2 separate regions of the Mus musculus genome follow, and region 2 is linked to region 1. The links are chromatin loops, found by intact Hi-C in ENCODE. Cell type or tissue: heart. All regions are shown on one strand. Links, peaks and the distances in the headings refer to the core of each region. The heading gives the core; the rest is flanking DNA.

What was found. Peaks named below come from ENCODE experiments on the same cell type or tissue, not always from the same donor. Only the 100,000 strongest peaks of a DNase experiment are listed, where the experiment ranks them.
Region 2: it touches region 1 in a loop (3.0-fold over the local background); 4 of 42 quality-filtered maps call a loop at or near these places.

The regions. Positions count from the first base shown.
Region 1 is chr4:13,093,400-13,106,306 of GRCm38, forward strand. Gm11820 (a long non-coding RNA gene) reads left to right here. Exons shown (of 9, transcript XR_390410.3): 2 at 1,009-1,289; 3 at 1,906-1,997; 4 at 2,992-3,208; 5 at 3,351-3,451; 6 at 7,657-8,531; 7 at 8,630-8,841; 8 at 10,846-10,897. Among named protein-coding and RNA genes, the nearest start is that of Gm11820, 8.5 kb to the left of the region's middle. In heart, for the core only: CTCF peaks have their summits at 5,651 (motif pointing right) and 7,700; no DNase peak of the experiment used is centred there; H3K27ac peaks cover 505 bases.
Region 2 is chr4:12,235,131-12,248,037 of GRCm38, forward strand. It overlaps the pseudogene Gm11847. Among named protein-coding and RNA genes, the nearest start is that of Gm46846, 68 kb to the left of the region's middle. In heart, for the core only: a CTCF peak has its summit at 5,982 (motif pointing right); no DNase peak of the experiment used is centred there; H3K4me3 peaks cover 320 bases.

The DNA of each region.
Region 1 (12,907 bases), core at 2,281-10,280:
AGGATGATAAACACATTTGTATGGCACACACCCAGTGGCTTTCCACCACTCTTGTGGGCACCAAGTTTAGCACAACAATCGGAAGAAGATAAGAGAAGGGCTATAAATTGTTTTTGAATCCAGCTTAAGATTTTTTGCTCCAAGACAGGTCAAGCATACTTGTAAGAGGGGAAAAATGTCTTTTTCAAATAATTTACTCTGTTTCAAATGCCTTGCCCCAACTGCTGCAGCTGCAGGACCATGCTGCTTTCATTAGGGATCACATCTGGGCTGTGTTAAAACAGGGGCCTTTCCCAGGCCTGCAGTGCTTGTCAGGTTCAAAGTTTTTCTCATAGCTCCTGCCGCTTGTCCAAAACTCAGGAGCGAAGACAGAGAGCAGACCTGGTCACGAGCTGGTACGGGGTTTAAGTACATTCCTGCTCCGTTGTTCACAGTCTGGCTCTAATTCTGAGGCACATCTCCCCTGTGTTTACTTTATTAACTTACACATGACTAACTCCTTTGTTTAATATGGAAATAAAGAAAACTGAGGTTTCTGGAGGATGCTACTTATAGAAAGAGACATTTATTTTCTGCGTTTGCTTTTTAGTCTCCTACATAGCCACTCTTCAAGCAGTATCTCTGTACTTGCGTTGCCTGTATGTTTTAAAAGGTAGATAATACACACCGCTCACAGTGGACCTTGTTTCTGTGTCAAGTTTAGGGTTGGAGATGTGACACAGGTCTTAATTCATATATTGATAATAATTAATTAAATGAAGAAGTTCAAAAAAGTGTGTTATTCATAGATGGGTAATATAAAAGTAGCCTAAATTTTGGAAAAATGATTACAACAGCCTATTTCAAAGTTTAATACAATGTCAGAAAATATTAGGGTGCTATGGTATAAAATAAAGAATTGAGATGTTTTAATAAAACTTAAACAGAATCTTAATGTATGTTAGGATGAAATAAGCCACTAACCAAACAAGAAGAAAGCATTAAAGATTAATTCAGAATATTTTTCAGATGGCTGCTGGTGCTGCGGATTGTTAGCATCTACAATCTTCATTGATCTCTACAGAATCTGTACATGACTTAAAATCTTACTATGTTCCAAAGCTTGGAGCAAAAGGAAATACAAACACTGAAAGTATGAAACTATAAATATCATAAAGAAAACAGCTAAAGAAGGAATTGTATTTCATCTTGATGTGAACTGAAATGGACGTGGATATACCCTGGAGTCGGTTATTAATTCAGACAGAGGAGGCCACCATCAACTGATCTTTACAACTGATCTTTGAAGGGTAAATAGAAATTCAGCAGACCAAAATGTTCATTGATTTTAGGCAATTTTTTTTTCCATTTTTTATTAGGTATTTAACTCATTTACATTTCCAATGCTATACCAAAAGTCCCCCATATCCACCCACCCCCACTCCCCTGCCCACCCACTCCCCCTTTTTGGCCCTGGTATTCCCCTGTACTGGGGCATATAAAGTTTGCAAGTCCAATGGGCCTCTCTTTCCAGTGATGGCCGACTAGGCCATCTTTTGATACATATGCAGCTAGAGACAAGAGCTCCGGGGTACTGGTTAGCTCATAATGTTGTTCCACCTATAGGGTTGCAGATCGATTTTAGGCAATTTTTAACATTCATTTTGGGGATATTGTTTCAAGTTGTAAAATAATCAGGCTGTTGCTTTAATTTAGTTTCCATTGTTTCTATTTATTGATTCTGACTACCATTACTTCAGCAGGATTTTTCCTGCTTGTTTGAAAGCAGTAGATAGGTTCCACACACAATCTGAAGAAAAGTAACTTAAAAATTAAGCAATAAAATCAAAACAGGCGGAGTCACCCCCCCCCCCACCCCCGGTCTGATGTGTCTGAATGCTACCCTCACTAATCGATTTCGGTTAGAACTTTCAGGATAGCAAGGTGAAAGTGTTACCTTGCACGCTCTGCATTAGAGAATGGTGAAATCACATGTTCTCAGCATATCCTCCAACTCGGTGAGTGACTGGCTTAAACTTGTTCATGTTCCTGGTTGGCTTTCAGGATGTCGTGTACTGCATATATATGCACTGGGCACTAATGTTCTGATACTGGTAAATACAATTTATTTGATAATAACCGTGGCATTAAATAGACTAACAAGGGACTATAGATTAACAGAACATAATAAAATCTATTCTGAAGGTTTAACCACCTCCATACTAATGTCTTGATGGACATGAGGCCACATAGCTGTGATTTAACTCTCTGAAAAATGGGTATAAGCTTCCTAAAGGAGGAGGCTGCGTCTCTCATTGCCTTCATTGTCAACCTCTTTGTACCTAGTAAAATCAATACCAGCCGCACTGAAGACTTGTTTACCGCCTATCATATTTCAGATTCAGAACTTCCCAGAGAACCGTCACACTCTTCTGACTGGCAAGAAAGATGGGAAACATCAGTCAGTGAGACTGCTCAGTGGTTAGAAGCCCTTGCTGTCATAGGTTGTCCTGAGCTCTGGCCCCAGCCCCACTGAGTAGAAGGAGAGAACCAACCCCCACAAATTGTACTCTGGTCTCTTTGACCTCCACTCATGTGCGCCCCATGTATATACACTTCTCACACACACACACACACACACACACACACACACACACACACACACATTTTAAGTCACAAAGATAGAAACCACATCCTCCAAGTTGTGTCAAGTCAGCTGAGTTTGTATGTATAAAAAGATCATTTAGTATACAATTATTATACTTAGAAAATACTAAACAAAATTCCAAATATAAAGTCAGTAAAATCAAACCTCTTTACTTCCAATATGCACAGATAAAGGAATGTGGGCTGGGCACTGGGTGTTTCCTTTCTCTGTAACTGTTGGTTGGTTACACTTTATTGGGCTGGGAAGGTAAATGGACCTGTTTTACTTAACAAAGCCAGCTAGTTGTTTTATGGAAATTGTCCTTCCGCTTCTAACTCATCTGAATGTCAATGTCAAACTAACAGCTGCACCACTGGGATGAGAAGGGAAAACTCCTGGTCAGAAGAAGCCCTCTTTCCATTAAGGCGTGCCCTTCATGCTTCGCATTAGCTGCTGTCAACTCAGCTTCTTTCTTCCCGAGAACGGCCAGCTGATGGATGCATGCGGACCGCATAGCGCTGCGCAGGAACTTGCTTCCTTTTCCAATCCCTTGCAAGACCTGTGTATGGAAAATGACTTTTGGTAATATTTCCAGGCACCTTTAATTTACACACGAATTGTCAGTTATTTCATTTTGAGCGTCATGGGAGTTTTGATGCTGTGTACGTGTCTGCATATATCTGAGGCAGCAGTTTAATCTTTCGGAGCTTTGATTTGTTCACAGACAGGAGCGTGAAGCTAACTTCGGTTTTACTTGGCTAAAGTGTTTCATTGACAAGAATGAACAAATGCCATATAGATCTAGACTTCAGCTACACTTTAAAGGTAGGAGTAGACATTAAATAAATCAGTTCATACCTTAGCACAGTTTTTTATGCATTTTCTTCAGATTTATTTCCTACTGTGAATATTTATTACTTAGAATGAAATATTTAAAAAGAGTCAAAAGTCACTCTCTTGAAATTAATTGCCTTTTACACTAATAGTAACAGTCCTGTGGTTCCCATAATCTTCAGAATCATAATCAAGTTCCAGACAGAGCTTCAGATAACACAATCTTAATAGAATTGAAAGCGAGAAAAAATACTAATTGTATTGACCAGTATATTCAGAATGCACCTGAAAATTCTGTTCTGTCCTCTTAAATAGCAAAGTTAATGTATAATTTCAAGATGCTATCAAGTTACCAAGAAAGTATTTTCCCTCTTGAAATTTGCTAGGATAAATTATCTTCATATTTGAATTATACTCAATTCAAAAAGAAAGCCAAATAAGGAAACTAATCCACGCAGTCGAGCAAGGCCCACGATGGCCCTGAGTCATCTTAGCACAGGGAGAGCATCATAAAGTCCATACTGCACTGTGATCTGTGAACATTAAATAAGAATCAGTGTAACAATACTTGTAGCATCTGAAACATATTACTGTGGGCGGGGATATTAGCTGGATACATAGCAAGTATCAAAAGCTCACCTTCCCTTGACCTGTGCTCTGTCCACACCCATGAGTGAGCATATCTTCCCTACTCATAGGTGTACATACATCTCTTTCTGTTTATATCTCTGTCTCTCTCTCTCTGTCTGTCTGTCTGTCTCTCTCTCTCTCTCTCTCACACACACACACACACACACACACACAAAGAGAGACAGAGATAGAGATGGACAGAGAGAGAGAGAGAGGGAGAACGCAAACCATTCAATTAGGTTAATTGCTTCTAGTTTTTAATAGAAAACATTTCCAACAACTAAGATATGTCCCACCTGTAACATGTTGCCTTATACTCTTGTTAGATAGACAAAGTGTCTCTTTGTCCCATTGTCTTATCCATTCCTTCTAGACAGTAGAATTGGAGAGACATTGCTTTTGTGCAATCTTTCTTCTCTGGCGCAGATTTCCCTGGAGTGACTTAGTTATTTCTTCCCTAGGAATAAAAATGTCTCCTCATCCAAGAGAGAAGACTGTATAAAGGTCCACACATTTCCCCATTTGTGGAACTTTAGCCAAGAACTATCTGTCTCACTTTTAACAAGCAGCACCCACTAGGCAGAACCACGAGGACAAAGCTCTAGATACATTGATAAAATATGGTCTCTTTACTCTACTTTATAAGCAATTTTCTTCATTAATAAGTCAGTTTCAGTAGTTTCAGATAATATAACTTACTTGAAATTAAGGAAAATGAAAATATTATTAAATCTTTGCAAAATCATGGTTTCCTGATAAGAATAAAATAGAAAAGCATAGCATAATTAAAAATTCCTCAGTCCATGTTGTTTAGTATTATAAATAATAAAAAAGATATTTAAGGAAATTAAATACTAAGCTATAAATAGTAGTTTAATTTATTAAAATTGATCCAATCTACATATAATGCAGGATACAATTTACAGACAAAATGGTTAACCCTCTGTCATTAAGAATAGCCAGTGCATTTTAAAACATTATTCTAAAGGCAGTGGCCTTTTTTCTTCTTCTTCTAATTGAGCTGCTTAAGATGAATACAAATGCTAAATTACAGTTGGGACTCAAGTGCACTCAGTCATGTTGCAATTCCTTTGACTTACAGTTTGAGACTGCTTGCCCTCCCCTCTTTGCTAATAGGGTTAAAATGAAGTTACAATGGCACCTATCCGCATAACCAAATTAGAGCAGCTCACATAGGCAGACTCACACACAAATGCACTTATGTAACAAATATATCCCTCAACAGGAAGATGACAGCCATTCAGATAAAATGCTTTTATTATTTACTTTCAACAGGTTTCTATAGCAGTGCCATGACTATTGTTGAATCATTTCAATAATCTTGTTATAGAGCTGGTAATAAAAGAAAAGACACTTTAGTAGAAAGAAATGACCTGCCTTCTGACATCTTTCCAGGCTTCAGTGACAGTGATGTGTAGATTACCTTTCTGTTCAAACAAACAAGACCATTGCTCGACCTTTTAAATCCTAGTTTATAACCTCAAAGGGCTGATGTAGACTTGACAAGGAACACCAACAGTCTACCCTGCAATTTCCCCACTACCAGTAGGGGGGGCAGCTGGTGCAGTTTGACAAGTTAAGTGGAAGGAGATGTCCACGGTAGCTTTATAGCTACCAGGAGACATAATGGCCTCTGCACAGTCCATATCTCTTACATATAAACAAGTAGAGATGAACGATGATGCCTGTATACATAAAAGGATTTTGACCTTATTAAATTAACCAGGGATGGACATCTCACAATTTATGTGTGTGCTTTGTTTCTCAAGGTCCAAAGTGTTTGCCACGTTTAAGTATTTTATCCTATGGCGCTAGATGAAAGACAGTTATTTCTTTGACATTTATATCTATTCTTCCAGAAGAAATTTCTGAAAAATTAGCCCATCCTATCATTTACAAATTATGCTGTCTTCTTCCACTCTCCCATGGGACCATTATTGATGAGACAGTCTTGATATCTGATATCATCCTTATTTTCTCTGTAATGGCAATGAGATATTGTTATATTGAAAACTCTGATGTAAAGGACCTGCAAGAATGAAAACCCTGTATTTATTGGGAAGAAAGAAAGGAATAACAGGCTGCCCGGATGGCTCAGCAATTAAGAGCACTTGCTGCTCTTGCAGAGGATACTGGTTCAAGCCCCAGCACCCACACAGTGGGTTCCTGAGAATCAAATGACCTTTTCTGGGTTCTAGTAGCCATCAGCCATGCATGTGATTCACAGACATGCTCATATGCAAAACACCCATACACACATTTTTTTTTAAAGATGAAAGAAAGAAAAAAAGGAAAGAAAGAAAGATTAAAATTATAATTAAAGCAGAAAATGAATTGTGGCTGGCTGAGAAGTAGGCCAGTGGTTGAACATTTGTGTAGCATGAACAAGGCTCTAGATTCTATCCTCAAAATGCTAAACACTAAGTCAGTGGTTTTATGTTCGTATAATGTGTCTACTTCTTGGCTTTATATGAATGTGTGTGTGCACATGTGTATGATGGTGTGGGTATGGAGATCAGATGATGACATCTGAGAGTCAGTTTTCTTCATCATGTGATCCCAATGATCCAGCCCACATCATGACACTTAGAGGGTGGAGTCTTCACCTGCCCAGCTGTCTTGCTGGGCCCGTTCCATCTCTTTTTAATGCTAATCATTGTGCTAACCAACTCAAATTGTATTTCTGATCTTAAGTGGCCACTCGAATTGGTCCTTCAGTGTCCATGTTGTGGTATCTAGTCTCCCCTCTGTACACAGAGAATTGATGCTTGGTAAATTGGCAGGGTCCTCCCAAGACCTGTCCTCCCTGCATCCGTGTCTGCCTAGAGAGTGAATTAACTGAAAATGTCCTTTACCAGTGTTCAGTGTGTTATCCTTAGGTAAGCATGACTTAGAGTGGAAGGGTATATAACAATATAAGTTTCAGGCAGCAGACAGTCCAGTTAAGACTCCAGCAGGTAGCCGGATTCTTATTCTTATATCCTAAGAATGTTTTGCTTTCTATATTATAATATATAATTATAATATGTAATATAACTATAAAATATTTTATAATGAATATTTTGTTTTTAATAAGAGCCATTTCTCTAATTTTCAGATTTTTAGGCACCTTATCAACAAAGTAAGCCCCACAAATGAAATGGGGTCCTGTAGCATGGTTTCAGTCAGAACACTGGATTTAATATAGAGGTCACTGCAGGGTTTCAGAAGCCTGATATTTTTATGCTAACATAAAGACAATAGTATTCTTATGAGTATTAAGAATTACCATCGTCTAAATTACATGGTATTATATAATTGTGTTCTTATTATTATTTCCAAGATTACTATGCCAATATTATATCTTAGAACATCAACACTATTTGTTTCAAATAAATCAATCCTGATAAGTTTTGTTACTTGGAGAACAATGACAAGGGAATTAAGAGTCAGGAAGAACTTCTTTGTTCTGTTAGAACTATGGAGTTACTTCAGTTCTGAGCTATTTCTCATTGGCTTGTAGATTTTTTTTTATGCCTGATTTTCTTGTTTTGTTTTATTTATAGGGAATGACATCATCCCAGAGTACGCTGCTGCTATTTTAGTCCTGGTGGCAATACATGGTAGAGTTGCATTTGGAAGTCAAAAATTAAGTTATGTTTGTTATACCATTCTAAATAATAGCCATTCACATCACGTAAAATAGCATAAGAAGTAGAATTAACCAGAATGGGCACACAGATAGTCTATGCTATAATACTGATAGACATAACCAAGATAGGCCAGCCTCTCTTCCACTCAATAGCAGAGGACTAGCACATTTACAATGCACGACACTGTTTAGAATTATGTTATGTATCAGTGGTCAGCTTAGAATAGAACTATTGTTGCAACCATGTGATCATATGTAATGTAAGTGTTTGACAACAATAATCAATGCATTTAGTATAAAACGAAAATCTGTTATTTGCTTATGCTGGTGACAGCTGTTCACATAATTTACAATAATTAGATTATAGTAAAGTCTGGGCAAAGTGACACTTAACATTTCTTCTTGCTATCCCCTACACCTTGAAGTGAGCACATGATGAAATTGGAAAATGTGTAAGAAGAGCAAGTAGTAATTTTTGAAAGGCTTGGGACATCTGAGTGAGCAACTTGTGGAGAAACACAGGCTTTGAGATGATGATGGGGTTTATGGCAATTTTCTTGGAAGGGACTGTTGTGGATTTACAGTTGAACAGCAAGGGAATTTATCGCATTCATATCCTGATACATCTGCCTTTCTCCAGAGAGATAACACCTTATAAGAACTATAACTACTCTTCTCATTCCCTCAGGGTAAACATAACGGCAGCATTTTGAGCTATTTTCTGAGAAGCTCATATGAACTTGGAGCTCAGAAGAGAAAACATACCTCAAGTGGCCATTCTGTTATGAGGTGGGATGGTTTGTGGAGGGTCAAATCCCCCTAGTCATAAAGCAAGAGATTTATCAAAAGCATTACAAATTGAAGGGTTGTTTTTTTCTTTCTTACAGGAGTGGCTTTTGAGTCTTCCTTGCTCACTAGACTTTCTTGGACCTATTACTAAACAGGCTTTTTTGCCCACACTAAATGTTATCGCTTGATTTTTCAACCTTAACGTGAAGAACCAGCCACTGGAATGAAAACACTGATCTAAGACTTTGTCCTTATGCTCCTTGAGAGCTTTCATTTGATCCTCTTTTGATACAGCCATTCCTTCAACCAGGTATCCTAGTCTCATACTGGAGAAATGGTGGGAGGTGCTCTTGTTGCAACCTAAGACAGGGAAACAGCATGCCGAACAGAAACCACTAATATGTACTCTTTGTTTCTCTTCTCATAAGCTGAATTGTAAAAAGATTAAAAATATTATAACATATATATATATGTATATGTATATATATGTATATATATGTGTATATATATATATATATATATATATATATATATATATATATATATATATATATATATATATATATATTACTTAACAGGCCCCGATCACTGTCTTGAATGTTTCTGTATATTAACTTGTTTAATCCTGACCACAATAATTCACAGTATCAATATTATTACTACAGTGTAGGAGCATTGCTGATATTTTACTCCTTTTAACTAAAATGTTTGTCAATTTTTATATGTATAATTTAAATACCAGCTTTATTTGAGAGAGAGAAATCAGAAGTATGAAGAAATGAGCTTCCTGTAGTCAGGGTTAGCAAGTGCCAAACCACACACTGAAATGCATAGTACTTCTACTCTTTTCTTCCCAGTTAGTCATGGATTCACACTACATCAGCCCATGAACCTTAAATAAGTCCTCCTAATTATAAATTTCTTTTTTTGATCAAGTCCTTGGAGGCAACCATCACCTGTCAGACACATAATTTTTTTTTAACACAAGCAAATTTCACTCTGATTGGAATAATTTATGTGAGAAAGATCCACATGGAATCCTGCAGTGGAGCAGCTTAATCAACTTGACAATCAACAAGCCACGCGGCTACATTTATTGGTTACAATTATTTCAAGTGTTCAGTATGTGGACCACAAATGTAACACTTCAAAAATGTAAGCACACTATAGATTAGTCAAGTTAGAGCATCCCTAATGAGAGAGAGGAAATGGCTTTCAGGTATTTCCACATGTTTATAGCCCAGTATGAAGTATTTCCCTATGTGAGAACTTTGAGCATAAAATTTCTTGTCAGATTTCCTGACTGTATTGGCTGGAGGTAGAGTCTGACTGAGAATTCTGCAGGCAATGTAATTAGCATGGGGGCACTGTGGAATCTTTACAGAACTGCCAATTAGCACTTAAGAAATAATTTGCTTCTGGTACAAAGACAAAGTGACAGACAGTGCACTTGAAAAGCCCTAACTGCATTTGAGAGTCTTGAGGATATTTCTTTTTTTATTACAAATGAAATATTTTCAGGTTCGCAATGCTGGCCATACTAATTTGTATGAATCCAACCCAGTCAATTGCATATCTTTAGGTGGAATTTAATTAATTAAATAACTAATTCTTTTTTTTTTCAAATTATTTTAAAAATCCAATATATTAATGTGTCTTGATTTTCACAATATGTATAAGACAGAGTTTACCCTTTTTTTGGTACGTATCTTAGGGGCTATTTTACTTTGTCCAGGAAGTCCTAAGATTTGAGTCATTCATACTCATAACATCCTGATACTCAGTGCAAGATAGAATATGGAAGTGTGGTCAGTTACTGTCACCTTTGACCTTCGTGTATCATTGGTTCTATTGACTGAAATGTAGAAATAATGAATGGAAGGGCTGCATCATTATTTGATGTTCTCAAGAAAGGAGGTGTTAGGTCTCAAGAAGAGGCCTCTTTGATGATTCCTGCCATGGAGGTAGCTCAGTCTGGCTGTGCTTGTTGGTTTGAAAACAATGCTGATAAAATAGAGTCCTGGACTGGCTTTCACCTTAATGTTTATGACTTTGCTTAGGGATGGCTATATTCATCCAAAGGCCAATTCTGCCATTTGGAAATATATGCTACTTGCTTTTAGAACCGCATGAAAACGAATTCACCCTATCAGAAACCATAGTCAATTCTAAACAAAACAAAACAAAACTAAAGATGAAGACAACAATCGCAAAAACATTTAAGAAATATGTATAATTAATGGAGATGGTCTCTTCACTTCTGATGTATGCCAGCATCATAATCTTCCAGTTAAACCGTCCTTTTTTTTCATAGACATATGTCACTAAAGGCTGATCAGAAGACGGAAGGTTATGACACAGTTAAGGTAACTGATGGGTTTATGATGTCTTTATTTTTTAACGATCTAGTACTACATTCTACTTGAAGGATATTTTTTTCCTCCCAAGAGTCTGTAAGTATTTCCTGATTGCTCTGGTTTATTTCCTTTTATTAAAGCAATCAAGCAAGCGAGCAAGCGAGCAAGCAAACACCACCACTCTTCCTTTAATTCCAAAAAGCATACATCTTAAAATAGCTAATTAGTTAAAGCAAAACAGAAGTATTTATTTAATATATTTCTTGGAATTCCCAAACAATGGCATTGAAATTAGAGTACTGCTTGATCATTAAAGTAAACCTTTGCCTGAGAGAGAAATGGCCCCTCAAAGTTGATTCTATATATGACAACCTAAAAGTTAGACAAAGCAAGCCAATTAGAAATGTGACCAATGATATCTAATGCATGTGTATGTCAAAATACAGGTCAGAACTTCAGAATATTTTTTTCAGCCAATGAATGGCCTATTACAATCTTTATTTGGATGAAATCCAAATGCTTCTCAAATCTACTGCAGTTAATTGTTCAGACAGGAAGGATATAGACATTATACTATTAAAATGTTAATTACGTGATAATTTCTGAAACCAAACCTCTTTGGAGCATGGAATGATATGTAATGATGTACATCCATTATCTATACCTGTGTGGGAAAGGTTAGAACTGAAAGTCAAGGCCAGCCTGGGTATCATAGCAAAATCATGCTTAAATAATAAAATCCTATCACCACCACCACAAACCAAATTCAATAGAAGTCCATAATTACTCTAGTTTATACTAGTAATGATGTATGTTGACTTTTGGCTAATTTCCTTTAAACTCTAGACCTTTCCACATTATACACTGAACCTGTCATTTTCTCATGTCTACTCTGTCACGGATTGATTGATCCTGTGAAACAGACATTATTCCTCAGAGTATAAAGGTGAAGTTGAGAATAGATGCCTAGCATTGGACAAACTTGAGCTTCATCCAGAACTGGACAGAGCTCTGATGTTATTCAGCTCCTATGAACACGCTGAAAAATTCTGGATCAAGAGAAACCTGGGTCTGCACTGTCCAGCTCTGTCTGGTGCTTGTACAAACTGGCATAGAAGGCCTAATGTAGTCAGATACATGAATTTTACTCTAGGGGTTTTTGTTGGTTTGTTTTTTATTACTTGAGTGATCTTTGACAAAGCAATCTCAATGAATTTCAGGAAGTTGAATAAGTAAAAGCTGATGAATTGGAAGTAATTTGAACTTTGATGAATTGTGAGTTTATGTGATATTAGATATATATATAATTAATTAAAATAAACACAGCCATATCCTTTGGTAAACAAATTACCTGTTTAATTCCTTCTATTTTCTCCAAAGCCACATATTTTACCGCTTCTCAAAAATATTGTACAAAGTAGTCACTCATGCTCCTGACAATTTGATACCCACTACATTTACCAAACTATGGCTATCACCCATTTTATATAATATAGACTATAACTCCTTTCCACACCCATTAATCTCTGTAATTAATGGATCATAAACAGTACTCATTTTAATTGTTTCTTTCATCTGTATTACTGATGTAATGACTTCCTTTCTTTTTAAGGCCATGTCAGTGCTTGCCTGGATCCAACTTTACTGTATTCCCGTATGAACTAAGATGCTTTCTGTCCACCTCCGCCTCACTGTTTGAGTCTCGGCTTCTATGCTGTCACATGCCCAAGCCACTGCCGGACAGATTCATGAGTTCATTGAGCACATTAGTATCCCACGGCCACTGCAATAAATTACCACAATCTGGTTAGCTGAAAACAAAGCAATGAATTCATTCCCTGTTCTGGAGGACAGTGGCCTAAGATCAAGGGACTGACAGCCCTCCCCTCCCTGGGGGCTATGGAAGGATTGCTATCTTGCTTCTTCTAGTTTCTGGTGGCTGCTGCATCCCTGATGCTCCTTAGTTGGTGGTTGTTCCATTTCCATCTGTGCCTCTCGATTATATTATGTCCTTTTACA
Region 2 (12,907 bases), core at 1,981-9,980, 860 kb before region 1:
ATAGTAAGGTGTTGTCCAAACAAAGCAGCAGAAGATGTAGCACACACGGTTGCTCAGTGCAAGCACCTCACAGCCCCAAATATCTGAACTCAAATTCGGAATGTCTTAAATAACCAAAGAAGAACACATGGTTATTCTTTGTATATATATATATATATATATATATATATATATATATATATATATATATATATATATATATATATATCTCATTTTAAAACGTCGGGTGTGACAATTTGTTTGGAGACCCTGTTTGAGAGGAGTTTCAGATAAAAGGTCATATATAAAAATTGTCTACTGTTGCGCCAGCTAGTGCTGAACAATTTCATTCAAATCCTGAGTATGTGCCCTGCTGTTACTTCCTTTGGCAGTTGACCGTTGAAATCAGATTTTTACTTGGTTTTTAAAGTATAAGCTAAACAAGCAATAAAAAAGGGGAATGGGGCGTGCTAGTATTTCAATTTGCTCTCTTGTTGCTCTACTTCTGTGCCTCTGTGCATTATTAATATTTGGATGCATGCAGTGCTAGCATGGAACTTTGGTCTTCACAATTACTGCAGTTTTTCCAGAAAACACTCACACCAATAAATGTAACAGAACATTCCATTTGTTAATGGGCATATGTGCATAAGCAGTGTAGAAAATAGGCTCATGTTAGAAACTGGCTACATCCTTCATAACTAAAAGTGTGGTTATATGAATGGACACTGTCAATGTTCATAGCTTAAACCTGGGTACCTGGTCAAAATGCTTAGGAAACATTAAAATTGAGCTAAATTGTCTCAAGTCCTTTTATTCATATAATAAAGATTGAAGGGATGGGGGGAAGGCTGACATTTTCTGGTTTTGTTTGTGAAATTGCTGGACACAACCTTGACAGTATCCTTTAATGTAATGAGGTCAATTGTATTGTTAACCATCTTTTTATGTATAATAGTGAAAAATTTACAGTAAGTTGGTGTTTACAACCTATAATCAGGTAAAATCTGTATGTGACCTGTTTATAAGTTGTACTGAGTTAGTTTTTGTGAACTGTGGAAGAGTAAGCCATGAGAGCGATTTAACCAGCTTTAAAGGACATAAGTTGTGCTTTTTAAGCACGGTGGATCAAAGGAAAACCCACTAAGACAGGACTTCAGCAGCCATTTGAGTATGGACAAGTCAGCATAAATAAAGAATGAGAAGGCAGCAGCAGCAAGAGCTTCAACAACAGAGAAGTGGAGGCATAAGATACTATGATGCTAGTGAGCAACTTCCCAAAAGCTAGTTAAAGCTGCTTATTGCAACTGAAATGTCGAAGAAAGTAGCAGGAAGGAGCTTCGCCTTTTGGAACATCAATGAGCTAGTTGCCACAGGCGCTAGGTCTAGCATTTAGACCTGCAAGGAAGGGCAATAAGCATTAGGTAAGGCTTGAATTTGAATTTTTTCACTAATTAAATGAGTGCTTTTTTTGTAAAGCAAGGTAAGAGTAATCTTTTTGATTTGCAGGTGAATGAGAACCCTACCTGCCTAACGAGGAATGTCTTTCCCACACCTTAAATACGAAGGTTTCTGGCTGGGTAAGGTTTGTAGCTCACAGTAAAAACCGATGACACTGTTGGTTTCCCACAAGTCAATGTCACAGTTGAGACACCCCTCAAGCTCAGTTTTGTTTTGGTGCCCATTGAGCAAATTCTAAGACATAGGCAGTTACATTCTGCAAAGCCATGGGTGTTTGTCATAAGCTAGATGTGCCTCTTCATGTGTACAACTCAATGTTCTAAGGTAAAGTCATCCTTCAATAAGGGAAAGTCATGTTGGCTTTTCAAAAGTAAGTTTTTCATGTATGACTTTAATAAGCTGTTCCCACCCTAAGAAGAACTAGGAACTTTCACAGTTGTCAGAATAATTGTCTTCCTTAAAGCTCTATAGCGTGTAAGTTTACTCTTGTGTGGACCAGTAGGGATAGTCAAGTGTTTAGTCTTCTCCCCTAACCCATCACAAACAGGGTCTCACTGTTGTCCTAGCCTGGAACTCAATCCACCAGCCTTCTGTGTCTCCCAAGTGCTGGAGTTAAAAGGGTGGTGCCTGTATGATAACTCAAGTTCCTTTTAAAAAAAACATCCAAAGAACAGTTGGGTTACTATTCACATAATGTTGCTGGTTGTTCATAAGGGCTATTTCTGCTGCCCTGAAAGGGCTTATTTGAAAATTGCTTAATTCAGGTTACTTCTTAATAGAACATTTTCAGGGGACAAATCTGCAAAATGTTTCCCACACAGGGAACATCCCTGCATCAACAAGTTTGCTTGGCATTTAAGTCAGGACAAAGTTCACAGAAATCATAGTTACCAATGAGGTAGCAATCGTTCAATGGTGGTTAACAGATTGGAGAAAATACATTTGCTTAGGAGGCATTTACAGTCCATTTCCTTTCTGAAATAAAGTTATTTTACTAATATGGTTCCACTGTCATTTCTGCAAAAACACTTTACAATGGTAGAAGGGTAAGCATAAAACAAAAGAGGCTGCCTCTGGTTTTGTTGGACCTGTGGGATGCTGCTCCCAGTTTACATGTCTGAAAGGTGTGTTCACATTCGTGTATAAATTAGGGGACACATGGTAAGAAAAAGTCCATCTAGTAGGGGACTACAGAGAAATGGGCTCGGTTTTTAAGGGTTCTGTTAATGTCACAATTTGAAACGCTCCTGACAATAGTTCAGTAATTGGCATGGTAGCAAGCATGCAGATGTGCAAGGTGCTGTGAGGATTGGTAGCCTGAGTATTCAGTTTTAAACTTAACATGTCTTCTAATCTTTATGACAGCAGAGGTGGTCTGTAATTCAATTGTTTTCATTTGTAGCATAATGAAATGTTACAGAAAGATGACCTTTTCATTAAAATATTTTTAGAAAAAAAAAAAAAAAAAAAAAAGAAGCTCTGAACTTCGGAGCCTCTGCACACTTGTCATGTCAGGGTAAGTTCCTGTCTCTGGGCCTTTGCATGTTCTCTTCTCTTTTCTAGGGGTGATTTGCTCTGATACCTGAATGTCTAAACCTCTCATTTCTGTGTGTTCTTTACTCAAAAATCACATTCTCTGTGTCGGAAACCCTCCAGGCTCATATCATTTTGGATTTCCTTTCCTTGAATATTTTCCCTAGCACAAAATACATGTAGCATTGTGCATTTTTTACTCATCATCATTATTATTTGTATAGATTCCAAGTTACAGTAGGACAGAGATTTTTGCCAGTTCTGTTTGCAACCCTGTACATAGTGCTTAGCATGAAGTAGGAGACCAATACATGTTTAAGGAATACCTAAATAGATAGCAGCTTTCAATAAACACAGCAGAAATGAGCCATGGTGTATAGGCATTGGATCTGAGCCTAGAACTAATGTCAAGGGAGATGAATGGGTTTCCCCCAACATACGTTTTTGAAAAGGCACTAGCAAAATTAGCTCGTATTTACCCAGATCTTTTAAGTTTATAAAAAGTCAACCAGTAGTTCACTGGCATTAGCAAGCTTATATGTAAATGTCCTCATCGAACATTTCCAATCCGCTTCTGCACATCAGAGGGCTTTCGACTCCTTACCTGCCAGAACAGTGATTATGCTTCAAAGACATCTGCTCAGCTCCTCATTGCTGGCTCCTCCTGTGGTGTATACAATCGCGTGCATTGGTACATATTTGTTTACATGGTATGGCATATGGTACTGGTCAGTTCTGGCCATAGACATGTTCTGAAGACTTTTGGTAGCACTAGGCCTTACTATGTGGTTTTTGCCATTGAAAATTAGATTTCTTTTCTAAGAACTGCGTGCTGAACACTCTGACAGGAGGAGTTTTGAACAAAGATGTTCAGATTCTCATCCTGCTGCAAAACTGTGCATTCCAAAGAGACTTAGCTAAGCACTACAGTACTGCCTCTCAAGAAAAGCAAGCTCAGATTTGGATAAATTTGGGGGAACTTGATGCTTGGGATAAAATTGGGAAAATGTCGGGTCTTATGGTAGAATTTATGAAAATACAAAGTAATATGAGTTTCAATATGCTTGAGTATAAGTATTTTCTGGGAAGTGTTACTTTTGCAAAGTTTTTCATTTTGTTTTCAAGTGAAGGAGAGAACCTACGAGCAACACAAATACTCTTATAAAAGGGCAGAGCTTTGCTTCTAGGGCAACAAGACTATTTGATAATTCTGATTATTGATTATCAATCAAATCTCTCCAGCTTTAAACAGAGTTATGGGTTTTGTTAAATAAAAGAGGAACCTGGACTTCCTTGTAAGGCGAGTCTTTATTTGAAAGGGTTATATAAGAGGGGAGGCAGATATTGCAATAGAGAAGATGCTGTGATCGCAGGACTAGGAGGGGTCTCAAGAACTGGAGAGAAGGTATTTCTAAGAGAAGTGAACCAGATACCAAAGCACTGGCTTGGGGATGTGGGATGCAGGAGAGGTGCCTAGGGTAGTAGTGGCAGTAGAGCTGAGCCCGAGTGTGAGTGACAGTCATTTTGTTTGATCAACAGGAAACAGAGATTGAGTTAATCAGCTACCAAGCAAAGACTGGCAATGGAGAGGGTCTGCATGCAGCCTTGCTGGAGCGGAAGTAAACAAGGAACAAAGGTCCTGACAGAAAGTGGCTCCTTACTGCAAGCCCAGGTACAGACCACAGAAAATAACAGGGAGGCTACTTTAATCCTTGTGTCTCCCAAGGCAGAGCTCAGGTAAGATTTGCTCACTTCAAAACCTAGGATGGATTTGGAAACACACCCTGGCCTTTTCATTTACAAAGGGATTAAAATAACAATTTGATGATATTATGGCATTTGAAATTGCTCTTCAGGATTTGTGTGTGTGTGTGTTAATGTAAATTGTTAAAAAACCAAACAGGAACATGGAAGGGAGTCTTTGGAGATAGCACAGTCAGAGATGCTGTTGGCTGCTGGTTTGTATGGTAGCTGACATGCAGGGGCACTACAAACTTAGGAAGGGCAGGAGAAAATCAATCTCTGTACGTTAATCAACAGAAATTAATATTCAGATAGTCTTTCGTAAAAGCAAGCACCCAGTTCACCTTAAGCTATTTGCTTTCCAAAAAAAACCCCGACTATTTACTGAACTTTGAAAAATTTCCTCCAAGTGAAGAACAAAGATAAGACAAGGAAGTTAACAGATACTCAAAGAATTAAGACAAAGCATCAGGTGTTTCATTTTTATATTGTGCTAAAACTAAAAGGACCAGAGAACATGTTCATGATGAATTTAGGTTTTGTTTTGTTTTGATTTGGAAACAAGTAACATTGAAGAGAGTGGCATAGAGAGAGTTGTTGGTTTGATTTCCTCTTTTAGCTGTGTATTTATATTAAAGTCTGATTCCCCTTAAAATATCTTCCCAAATGAAACCATACAATTTTATTAAAATTTCTGAAACTTTTAAATACATCAAAACCAAATAAAAGTGGACTAGGGAGGGGGAACCTTTGGAAGTGTGTGGGCAAATTCATTCCTGAGGGAACATTCCCTGAGGAAAAATAGAAACAATTTGGTCACCCAAATGTTCCTAATGTCACCTTCCTCTTCTCTTAAAGATAAGCCGATGAGACTTAAAAGAGTCAGTGTAGTCATTTTATCTTCTCTACACCAGAAACTCACGACTTATGAAGGAATAAATACTAAGTCACCAATGTTGGCGAAAAGTTGGGTACAGGGTGGAAGTGGTGCTTCTACATCTTTAGCAGGCGAGCTAGAAAACCTGAGGAAAACATGAAGTTCTTAGAAAGTTAACCGGAGAAATTTTTCCTTTGGGCGACCTCAGTGTTCAGGGAAACAATGGCCGTTGTTGGTGGCGCCAGGCTGCCAAGCATCCTGCCTTTCTTTTTCTCTTTTCCCTTTCTGCAGAGTATTGGGGTAAGGATCCTGTTCCCAGCCTCAGCTGCACAACTCAGGTCTTCCCAGGGCACGGGGCAAAGAACGGTTTCCATTGCTATTTCATCGCCAGACAGTAGATGGCGCTGGCTTTCTGTCAAAAGACTCTTCCTGCGCGGTCTCGTGCTGAACCACCTCCGACTTAGGTGCGTTTGCTTTTTATTTGTTTGTAATCACATGTTATAGGCAGCAATTTCACAGACTTATGTAAAATACCCAAACAGAGCTTCCCCAGTTTGGGTAGTTCTGTTGCAGAGGCTTCTTCTTTTTTTTCTTTTTCTCTTTCTGATTTTGATGCCATTGGCTGGGAAAGCTATTTCCCTGTCTTAAAGATTTTCCTTAAATTATGCCATCCTCTGTGAGGCATCGAGAAAGATGCTGCCTTCTGGAAAGGGATTGTAAAGAAAATGCATAAATGACAAATATCTTGTAGCTAAACTTTGGTAGTTTTTTTCAAAGAAACTTTTAAAATTGTATAACCCATTTGATTTTTATGCCTTTAAGTATCTCAATTTCCCTTTAAGCCAGAAGATATCCTTTAATCTTAAAAAAGTGAGCTAAGAATTGGCTTTCTGGAGACAGTTTGCCGTACTCTCTAATACTGTCCCAATAACCCAAAGGGACCATTATACAGCAGACATACACATTTCCATAACAAACAGAACGTATTGCCATCAGAAATGTTTGCCTGCCTTATGTAAAAATGTCAGAGGCAGGGGATGTGGAGATGGCTCAGTCAATCAAGTGCTTGCCGTACCAGCAGGTATGGCAGGAAGGTAGGTTTGATTCCCAGATCCCACGAAGAGGTGGTAAGTGCTGAGGTGTGCATCTGTGATCTCCACTTGGGAGGCAGACACTGGAGGGTAGCTCGGGCTCTCTGGCCTGACAGTCTAGTCAGACAGATAAGCTTCAAGTCCAGTGAGAGATTTGTTTCAAAAATTAAGGTGAAAAGGCAGCAAGATGGTTCAGTGGGTGAAGCACTTGCCACGCACACTTGACAGTCTAAGTTTGTTTTCCAGGTTCCCATGTAAAGGTGGAAAGAGAGAACAACTTCACTATGTTCTTTGACCTCACACACGTGCCATAGCACATGTCCTCCCCCCACCACGGGAATGACTGAGGAAAACATCTGACATTAACTTCTGACTTTCACACTCACATTCATACCCACATGTGCATACACACTTATAGACACAAACACACCATGCACACATACAGTATTACATACACATAAACAAAAATTTTCAATGATGCCCTTCTTGGGAAGTGTTTTTAAGAATTTTCATGAAAACAAATTATGGAGAATTTGAAGAAAAATTATCACTCATAAATACAGATTGTTTTTGCGGCTCCAGTGACTTATGTTTTCCAAATACAATTGCATTTATTTCACTAAATGTAGATTTTAAAATACAAGCTCTCTTTTGTAGAATGGAACAAGGATGGTATTTGACCAAATGTTATTTAAAGCCAACCCCCTAAAGGTATAATTTGGCACAAAGAGAGCTTCATTTATGGTTTCTAAATTCATAATTTACCTCGAAATCATGAATCATACAAGCTTTTCTAAGAAAAGTCTTCTATTTGAAAAACAATCAGCTAATTCTTGGTGCTGTTTTTAAAGAGAATAACCTACATGTATTTGACATATGAGTTAAGTTAAATTTTAATGAGTAATTAGAATTAAAAACACTTAATGGTTGCTGATACAGTTTCTGACCTGGTGGTCTTGAAGAAGGTATAACCTCTGGTGGCATTCACAGCAGGGAGTCAGTCCATGTCTCCATCTCATTCTCCAATTACCTGAATGTCACGGCGCCAGAGCACAGATCCCTCTGACCTGGTGATGGATCTGCGGAGCTGTCAATCCCAGATTTATTGCTTCATTTGGGAATGAACCGTTGCAGATCTTTCACGCCTGGCAGAGGCTGTTCATCGGAGGTAAAATAGAGGCCTACACCTCAAACACCTGTAAGTATGAGGTTGTTCAAGTTCTTTTTATTCTGAATAAGGTTCAAACTTCAAAATGACAACACTAATTTATGTATTTTATCCTAACACTGTATTTTGCTGTCAGGCAACAACCATAGACTTCAAACTTACTGTAGTGAGAAATCGTGTTCATGAGCCAGAATACACAAAGCAGCAGCTACAGTATCCTGCAGCACGTTAGAAGGAGCATCACAAACACACTACCAAATTATTAATTTTGTAGAAGGAAGGCTTTGCAGCAAGTCTTCCTGCAGAACCAGTACAGTACTGCATGCCTTGAACATTGCCCCAACAAGCACACACGGCTGTTGCTCTGTATGTCCAAGACATCGTGACTCTTGCTAATCCATGCTTCAACTGTTTTGTAACTCAGACCTCCATAAGGAAGAACTCAGAACAATTCCTTGGAGCCAGATTCTGTTTTTTTTTTTTTTTTTTTCTACCAAGGAACAAGGCAGAGAAATGCAGTGTTTTACATAATGTTTTCCACTTCTTCTGCTCCTCCTTCTCCATGCTGCTCATAAGCAATCATTCTTAGACAGAGTGGCTTGGCTCAGATGCTCTGTCTCCATTCCCAACCTTCCAGACATATACTATCACCCTTTCTCTAAAATCTCTTCATCTCTGTGTTTTCCATAAAAGTGGTCATTCGAACTCTGTCCTTTCTATTTTTAAGCTATAGATACTAAATTCCTCTTCTAACATGTTTTCTTTTCTATCACTAAAATAAATGCTATGTTTTTTCCATGGAAAAACCTCTCTCTCTCTCTCTCTCTCTCTCTTTCTCTCTCTCTCTCTCTCTTTCTCCATCCATCATCATCTGCCTGTCCATCATCTGTCCATCCATCCATCTGTGTCTGTCTGACTGTCTATGAATGGATGATATAAGCATAGAAGGGTGGCTATGCTATGTGAGTAAGGAGCCAGCGTATGATGGAAGGCAGGCAGAGGAGGACGGACTAGGGCAACAAATATGACAAATGTACTATGTGCATAAACATGCCCAAGTGAGATCTGTGTAGGTGGAAAGTCAGAAAAGTGTTCCCGAGTGTAGGAGCCTGAGCTAGATCCCTAGCATTCATGGAAAGTGTGGTGACATGTGACATGTGCGTGTAACCCCAGAGCTGAGGGGGAGACAGGGGGATCCCAGGGTCTGGAGGGGTGCTGCTGAGAAGCCAGGGGAGCCGAATCAGTAAGTTCTGGATTCAGTGAGAGAGCCTGCCACAAGGAAGAGGTGAAGAGCAGGCAGGAAAGACTTCTGATAGTGACTCGTGGTCTCCTCCACAGGCGCACACTCGTGTATGCACTCACACACAAGACATGTGCATACAGAAAAAAAGTGACATAATGAAACATTCTTTTGCATGCTAACTAAAATGTGAACTAAAGCATTATAAAATAAACAGTAGCAGCAACTACAAAACCCAAGCCAAACTGACTAAATAACAAAAAATGCTCTCTTATATTAGATGTGACAGATCAACTCCAGTCTATCTACAGGTCAGTTTAGCATTGGCTTGTCCAGAACAACAGATTTCAGACCCTATTGGCACAAAGAGTAAATGGATGCTGTTCACAGGTTTTAGAAGCGCAGCCCCAGCCAGGGTGATGCCTATCACAGAGTAGCTTTACTGAGCAGATACCTCTTTGCTCTCCCTGCCTCTTCCCATGGTCATTCAGCTGATTTACTTCTCTTCAAACCATCCTCACCACAGACTCACCTCCAAACTCAATACGTCCTCTGCTTCAATGGCAGATCCCAAATGTCTGTCTTCTCAAAGCAACCACTTGGCCATTTCTCTGTTAGAAACTGTCAGTTCACCTCCTTACCTTCTGAGTACTTTCAGTACTGACCCCTCTGATACACATCCTGTGGCTTTCCTCATGTTCTTGCCTTGACCTCATGGGACCAAATGCTGTGTCTCCAAGAGTTTCAAACTCCCTCAGGTTGAGGAAGGCATTGGTCATCTCGTACCAATCACCTCCCATGTTTGTACTGTCGCCCTTGATGTATTTGGCATCAATCCAGGTTTGAGATCATCGCTACACGCATGAGACTACAGCCCGTGTTCAATTGGCTACTTCCTTCTGTACAGAGAAAGATGTATTTGATTTGAGCATTGCTTCCTCTTCTTGCCTTTTCTTTACTGATGTTGTAATTTATGTGTCAGGAGATGCACTTGTATAAGTGTACACACCAATGCCATTCAGTGTATCTAGTGAGCTGTGTAATGTTTCCTAAAATCTAGATTTAGAATATTTCTTCTCTTCCCCAAAGCATACTTGCACCCGTTTTAATTACTTTTCTATTGGCTGACAGTTAACACATCAACGTTTTAAAGCAGCAAATGCCTTAGAACATCTTCATCCAATATTAGGACTATTTAATTTTCTCTCTCTCTCTCTCTCTCTCTCTCTCTCTCTCTCTCTCTCTCTCTCTCTCCCTTCCCCCTCCCCCCCATGAGGACTATTTAATTTTTTTGAAATGCGGTTTTGTTATGTAGCTAAGGCTGGCCTCAAACTCTTGATTTCCTTGCCTCTAACGGGATTATGGGGGTATGTCATCATACCCAGCCAATAGCATGACTCCTGATGTTGTAGATTGTTGTGTCAACCAATTTTTGATGGATATTTTAATCCCTTATAAATTTCCTCAGAACTCATTAATAGCTAAAGCTACCTTAAAAATTTAATGGTAAAGCTTCTTTATAGAACAATGTTTGTTTCTCATGTAATTGCAGACCCTATGTTTTTGTTGTTGACAAGAAACTTTTCAGTAGGACAAGAACTTCTGTCATCATGAATGACCAAACAGATAACTCCATTCAGTATTTATCACCCTACTAAAACAATACTTTGATGAAAGACATTTGCCATTTAATGCAAGATTCTCAAATATTTTTGTGGCTATTTTCTTACATCTTTGTGGACTGATTTATGAATTGGTAGGAAGGGAACAAAGCACTTGGAATGAGCATCACCTCCGTGTCTGGCTATGGGGCTATCTCCAAGATGCAGTTTCCTTTATCATATGAAACATTTTATTGCTCAGGTGACCCTGGTTTGGCAACTAAAGGACAAGGATTTGTAGATGGCAAACCAGGAAGGCCATGCTTCTCAGCACACTAGACAAGCCTGCCGCCTCCTGCACTCTGCTCAGCCCCGACTCACTTCTTATCAGGCTTCCCACACATTTGATGTTCTAATGACACTGCCTGACTGGATTATTCTCCCCAAGCTGTTTGGTTTTCTTTCAGTGCATAATTTTTCTTTGCGTGCATAGTTTTGACAATTTATTTTCCCCTCGCAAGGCTTAGGTATCTTTCTCAGAAAGCTTTTCCTTGAGCGCTGCTTAGCTGAAGGGTGCTTCCCCTTTTGTGCTCCTGTATGAGTACACACACACACACACACACACACACACACACACACCTTTACTACTATTGCTCTCCCTATAAAGTTACCAGCATTCAGTCCCTAGGGGTCCACTCTCTTCATTTACTTCCAACGTGCCAGCCTCGTTAATGAATTTGGGTGGACACTATCCTTTGGTGAAAATGCATTGAGAGTAGTGATAATGCCTGGATCATCTCTGAATTCTCAGAGTCTTGTAGATAGGATATTTTAAAATAAATTTATCTTTTATTTTATATGCATGAATATTTAACCTGCACATATATACCTGTACTACATGCATACATGGTTCCTGCAGAAGTCAGAAGAGTCCATCAGATCTTCTAAAAATGGAGTTGCAGATGAAGTGCGCCATCGTGCGGTTGCTGGGAATCAAACTCTTAGCTGCAGAATCTTCTCTCTAGTCCTTGTAGCAGATGTTTTCTACGGGGTTTCTGATATCCTCAGCTGAACTTGGCTGAATCAGTGTCATTCCTTGGTTTCTTGAATAATATCTGGATTTTTCTTTGTCTCTTTGTGTGTATTTCTGCTAAACTTTTGATCCTCTCATCTCAATTTTATCACTCTCAATGATAATCAATGCCTTTCTAGCCCTATTAGACTGAGTTCCCACTATAGTGGGAATGATTTAAATGTCTATAATACTGAGTTCCTCTTATAGCAGGGATGATAGCACATGATGTCAGCTGATTGCAAATGGCTGCCTATTGCAAATGGCTGTTTTGGTTGTATTTTGAAGTGATTTTTTGGGGGGAAAATTGACCATGAAGTGAATAAGTAATGAACAGAGGACTTCAACTGGTAAATGGTCGAGATCAACTCACTATTTGGTTCAACAAGTGGTGAATATTTTACTGAATTCAGAGTCTGATGAGGGAGAATTTAATAAGGATTACCTTTCTCTTTATGATTCAATTGTCAATTACATTGATGAAGCATTGAGTGAAAGTGAAAGTGGTGATTCTAAAAGTGAATGACAGAGTGTTGGAAGAGGGGCGGGCTCATACCCCTCAACCAAGTGGTTGGAGAGATGCTGGTGTGTTTGATGAGGGTTGGGCTAGGAACTTTGTGGCACCAAATGTGGATCTAAGCTTCAGTGGGGATGATAAAGGACCAGTAAACATTCCAGGTCGTATCATTGAAGAAAGCAGGAGCATGTATTTTCTCTCCCTGTTTATTAGGGACATCTTCTGGCAGAATATGACAGAAAAGACAAATTTACATGCCCATCAAATGCATGCAGAAAAGCCACTACTATTATTCCAAGAACATCATGGATGCTTCTGTTGATGAAATGGAAGCTTTTACTGGGCTCAGGATATACACGGCATACTTGTACCAAGGTCAAGTGAAGGAGCTGGCTTCCTTGCATGTGCTTCATGAGCAGGATGTGGACATTGATAAAACAGACACAAACACGGAATGTTGGTGTTAGAAGCTAGGTGGGCCTGTTTTCTACAATCTCTTTAAGTTTCATCTAAATCTAACCACTGTTACACATATTATGAACAGTTTTCTAAAGTATCAACATTTTTCAAAATTTGGCTCAGGAGGCCAGACAGGGGTCTTAATTATGCTCAAGGGCTCAGGTCT